Regions from separate parts of the Homo sapiens genome. Here region 1 is linked to region 2. Evidence: chromatin loops called from intact Hi-C (ENCODE). Cell type or tissue: GM12878. All regions are shown on one strand. Links, peaks and the distances in the headings refer to the core of each region. The heading gives the core; the rest is flanking DNA.

The links. A loop is a pair of places that touch in the nucleus more often than their neighbours do. Peaks named below come from ENCODE experiments on the same cell type or tissue, not always from the same donor. Only the 100,000 strongest peaks of a DNase experiment are listed, where the experiment ranks them.
Region 1: a loop joins it to region 2, with 2.3 times the contacts of the local background. A loop is called at or near these places in 5 of 110 quality-filtered maps.

Annotation. Positions count from the first base shown.
Region 1 is chr13:43,029,187-43,032,001 of GRCh38, reverse strand. All of the region lies in intron 1 of DNAJC15 (DnaJ heat shock protein family (Hsp40) member C15), which reads right to left. Among named protein-coding and RNA genes, the nearest start is that of DNAJC15, 7.0 kb to the right of the region's middle. In GM12878, for the core only: no CTCF peak of the experiment used is centred there; a DNase peak (open chromatin) is centred at 1,251.
Region 2 is chr13:43,073,509-43,076,323 of GRCh38, reverse strand. The region is part of intron 3 of DNAJC15 (DnaJ heat shock protein family (Hsp40) member C15); the gene reads right to left. Among named protein-coding and RNA genes, the nearest start is that of LINC00400, 38 kb to the left of the region's middle. In GM12878, for the core only: no CTCF peak of the experiment used is centred there; a DNase peak (open chromatin) is centred at 1,331; H3K4me3 peaks cover 782 bases; H3K27ac peaks cover 1,129 bases.

The DNA of each region.
Region 1 (2,815 bases), core at 101-2,600, 44 kb after region 2:
GTGGTTCCTTGCTGTTCCCAATCTCTGGATTGCTTCACCATCCTAGTTTCATTTCTCAACAACTCCACTAGCTATGAAGCCAATTCCTTGAATTACATTTCCCTTGTTTTATATTATTTAAGTTATATGTTTTCCTAGTTAGACCGTGACATAATTTAAGAAGTTGAAGGGGAAAGAGAAACAAAGAGAATATTCTGAATAAGAGCACAGAGGCAACAAAGCAGAGTACCTCTGGGATTCATCTACTTCTCAAATGTGTGACTTTGCACAAATTATTTCAGTGCTTTAAGCCTCAATTTATTCATCTACAAGTAGAGGGTTATAATATTAGCAGGATCTATACCTGCTAGGATTATTATATAGACTAAATGAGTTCATGCATTTAAAACATTAGCATAAAGCCTGGCACAAAACAGTTCAGCTATCATCACTCTTATTGCTGCCATCATCTCCTCCTCTACACTCCCAAAGTACTGCCCACTGTAACGCATTTTCAACTAGGCTTGTCCTCTTCTACAGGATCTCCGCTGCTGAGGAGTTCCCAGTCTAGGAGTCTAGGTTTAGTTTCTACCCTTCTTAAACACTGCTCTGGGCTTGATTCTCCTGAAGGCCTCCACTGATCACACAACTCCTACAAAATTAACTGCCTACAAATTTAGTCCACACATTCCTTAACCCGCCATTTGGAGCTATCTACAGTTGTTAACCCAACCTACCTTTCCCTATTTTTCTTCCTTGATATAACCCACATTTTAGAAAAACTTATTTATCTCTTTCTGGTTTCTTTCGAAAAATCAAACATCTGGTAATAATGGTTTATTCCAATGATCTGCCTCCTTTAGAAAAGCAAGTGCTCTCTCATTTTGCTATAATCATCACTCACATAATGCAACACCATTTAACCCAGTCATCCCCTCACTCATTTGTGCCACGTGACTGCCCCCTTTAAGCATCTGAATTTGCTACCTCTGCCTAAGATTTTATCTTTTTAACTTAGCTCACATTCTTCCCTTTTCTCAATGTTCTACTCATTCAACTCACTTTTCACAGTTTTCTCTGATTTCCCAAATAAGAAACAATGGCTCATTCCTACGAAATCAAGCATTTTATCCATATATTTCTCTTATGACACCTATGCCTTAGTCTTTCATTCCCTTACCCTTGAAAAGACATTTACTAAGTATCTGCAACCTACCCCGTGCTGTGCTTGGCCCTAGAAGTCATTCTCAAAAGTGAATCAGGCAGGATCTCCACTGCTGGGGAGTTCCCAGTCTGAGAGTCTAGGTTTAGTTTCTGGTCAAGTCCCTTGAGGAAAAAATGCGTATTTGATTCATCTTTGTATCCACTATAGCACTTAGACTCAGAACCTTACCTAATAATGTACGACTCCATAAATAAAGTGTTAAATGGATGAATAAATAAATGAACAAAAATATGATAGCACTTAGAGAAACTGTCTTTAATTGGGCATTTAAATTTGCTCCAAATTTGCCTCCTAGAGCAACTGTTTTCATAAATAGCCACATTTATTTATTGTCTATGTGTTCAGTCTACAACAGTGTAGTTGCAGCTAGATGTGCAGGTTTGTTACACAGGTAAATGTGTGCCAGATGCTATATGGTCTGCAGAGCCTGAAATGGTTACTATCTAACCCTTTACAAATTAAGTTTGCTATCCTCTGCCCTTGAGGGTGGCAATCTTGGTTTATTTATACCCTCCCTATACACACTTAGTTTATAGCTTCCATATATTTGGTGTTACCCAAAAATCTATTAAAATGAATTTAATTGACAAATTTTAAAAACAGAACCTATTTCTAAGTTGGAGACTGCCTGTGTTATTGGAGATATTAATAAGCAATGATCAAAACTTGAAAAAGCACATCAGAAGTCAGAGTATTATACGTACTCTGATTATACACATATTTATTAGATACTGACATTTTAGGCCTCTCCTGACTATTACAAAAGTCAAAGAGGCATAGTCTCATTTATCTTATTCTTTTTTTAATTCCTGAAGGCTGTCCGTTCATCATTCTATAACATTTCCCTAATCTACTTATCTCCAAGCCTGTTGGTTTCATTCATTTGTTAATTTAATGATTCAACAAAAATTTATGAGGCAGAGCAACCATGTGCCTGGTACTATGTTGGGAACTGAGAGAACGAGTATTCTTAAAACTTCATCCCCATCTATAAAGAATATCTAATTTTAGTTAAAAAGGCATATTTCAAAGAGAAGAAACATTATTTAAATAATGCCAGCAGATCAACAAATGGGCCATGTCAGGTATCTGTTACCACTACCTGGTTTCAAATATCCACTAAAAAAACCAAAATAACAACAGCAACAATTAAAAAAACAGAAAAATTACTATAAATGTTCCACTACCATGAATCAAAAAATTTCTGAAAACTGGGAAAAAAGATCACTCCATCATAGCTGCTACAGCTGGGGAAAAAAAAAAAGGCACCAAAATTGTTTACAAATTCCCTATGGCATTTTATTCTCCCTAAACAACATAGGCAGTAAATAACTTTTTAGATAAATATAAGTTGCCTGAAAGTGTTATAAAATGCTAAAATTTCTATTTTGAGACTGAACATTTCAGTCCAAGAAAAACAAGAGTTGTACCAGAGGGAAATGAAGAAGAAAAAAAGTATTCTTCCTCCTCACAAGAGGGGTGGTAGTTGTGATGGAGAGAGGAAAGACGTAGACTATTCACTCATTCAACAAATACTTATTTAACTTTTACCATATAAATATATAAACATTTATTTGGCATGTGCCAGGACTTATGCTAAGTTCTGGGGAA
Region 2 (2,815 bases), core at 46-2,545:
AATTCCTGGCAATTAATTCATTCAATAAACACTTCAGCAATTGCTGTGTACCAGGCACTTTTCAAATGAGAGATCAAGGACTGTCCTTCATCACACAGATGCTAATCTATCAATGAATCAATACTGTGAGAATATAATATACTCTCCAAGTTTCAAGTAATTTATAATCCAGTAAAAAAACAAATAGTCCCCCACCCCTGACACAAGTTTTGAGGAGAGGAAGGATAATCAAATTGGGTTAAGCACACATACTAACCTGAACAAATTTTATATCTTTCTAAACATACATAGAGAGTATGCACATATATAAAGAGAGATAGAGAGAGAAATACAGATACAGATACAAATGGAAAGAAGTAAGGGGGCCGACTGTGGTGCCTCACGCCTGTAATCCCAGCACTTTGCGAGGCTGAGGCGGGCGGATCACCTCAGGTCAGTTAGAGACCAGCCTGGCCAACACAGTGAAACCCCGTCTCTACTAAAGATACAAAAACTTAGCTGGGTGTAGTGGTGCATGCCTGTAATCCCAGCTACTCTGGAGGCTGAGGCAGGAGAATCACTTGACCCTGGGAGGTGGAGGTTGCAGTGAGCTGTGAGTGCACAGCTGCACTCCAGCCTGGGCAATGGAGACAGACTGTCTCAAAAAACGAGGGACTTAGAGGAATAGGGGCTGGTTTTAAGGTTTCTTTCAGGAAACCAAAATTTTTACTAGATGCATACGTTACTCCCTAAATTAAAGGTAATTAGTTGATTTAGTCATAACAAAACAGAAGTATCACCAAATATTTGCTCCTACTTTTGTTTTTAAATCATGCCTGAACTACTACATAGAATAATTCTTTATTCAGGAAAAAAATATTTCAATGAGTCTTTATTTACCTTAGGGAGCTCTAAAATTTGGAGCCAGCATAATAAAAAAGATAAATTTATCATGTTTCATAAACTGTCATTCCCACTATAGTCACCAAGCTCATTAATCTTAAAAGCAGGTATTGGTATCTGAGCAATTTTTTCACTTTCAGTTTTGCCCAGGTAGACATAGAGTTTCAGAAAAGGCTGCCAAAAATCTAGTGTCGGGAAGAAGTTCATATGAACACTGATTTTATTACGAGTAAGTCAATCTGTATATACATATAATCAACACAACCCTTCCAAAAAGATCTAGACCATTTTGAGAATAGAGACTTAACATGTGGGGCTGGGTGCAGAAAAGTATACAAAGAGAAAACAAAAAATTGCTATGTTACACACTACTAAAATACATTCAACCCTCAGTATCTGTGGGTGACTGGTTCCAGGACCACTCATACTAAAATCTGCACTCAGGCACCACGGTCAGCCCTACAGAAACCACAGATACAAAAAGTTGGCCTCAGCATAGGTGAGTTTTGCATCCCATGAATACTACATTTTTGATCTACATTTCATTGCAGACATGGAGGGCTCATTGAGTTTATTTTTTAAAATCATGATTAAGTGGACCTGTGCAGTTCAAACCCAGGTTGTTCAAGGGTCAACTGTATTTACACATTTCTTCAGAGAAAATCATGCTTCCTAAACTTCTAGAAAATTTAGGTCTTATATAACTTTAAATAGAACAAAACTGTTATCACAGTATTTTAATCCATTATTATGTTTGAATTAATATCTATGTCATGAGAAAGCACAAAATTGTAACTCTGTACTCCTCCCCACTAATAAAACTGAAAGGTCCTTTTAAGCTTGAAAATAATATACCCACATTGCATTATATTAGGACTTACAGGTATAAGCCACTGCAGAACCATTTTCTGACAACACTGTGGTAGGTCAAAGAAAATGTTTAGATCCAAAAAATGAGATTACTGTAAGGAACAAGTATACCATCAAATAGATGGAGTAAATGGTCCTTTTTTTCTGAAAACAGAAACACATCCTGGACCTTACAAATGATTATTTTGTACTATCCCATTCATAAAATATTGTATATATAAATGACAGAAATCAAAATCATTTTCCTTCTAAAATTAGCAATAAATGCTATAGTGCCATGTTAGATTATTTTGTGTCTCCTTTGCTAAGTTAAACCAAAGTATTCATTAGCTAATTCATTCACTCAATAGCCTGAAACACAAAAGTCCTCCAGACAACTAGAGAAGAACTGGATCATCCCATAGTTTTAAAAGAATACATTTATCATAAACTATAAACTTTATTATGTACAATAATCTATTTGATTTAAAGCTAACAAAGGATGATTTAATTAGTATATTTTTCCATAAATTTCACTTGATCATAAAACAAAATAAATGCAATTTAAAAAATTATATTCAAATAAAAGGACAGATTCACAAATAGAAAATTCAAAGCCTCAAAAAAAAAAGAAGAAGGATGGGTTTTCTCCCCCAGAAAAAAATTTAAGGGTAATTAGACATTGGCTGAGTCAATAATATACATTAATACATTAATTTAAAAAAAAAACAAAAAAACAAGCAAAAGGGCACTTGTTCAAAAGAGCAGACTGAATCATAAAGATCTTTTGCTTTCCGAAGTGCCTTTGAAATGAGTAAAGACACTGTAAATTTTAAAACACCCTTAATAGGCCTAGAAAACAAGAAATGGGATAAATAGCAAACCAGAAAGTTTAAAGAAATCCTAGGTAAAATTTGCATGTACAGAAAAATCCCAGCAGCTTCAAACATCAGAGAAAAAAAGAAACCCTTTTCAGGAAAACAAGAACACTAAATTCAGAGTCAACAACAATAAAAAAATCAGCGAAACTTATTAAACCAGAACAATATAAACAGATCATTCCTACTCTACTCATATAGAGCAT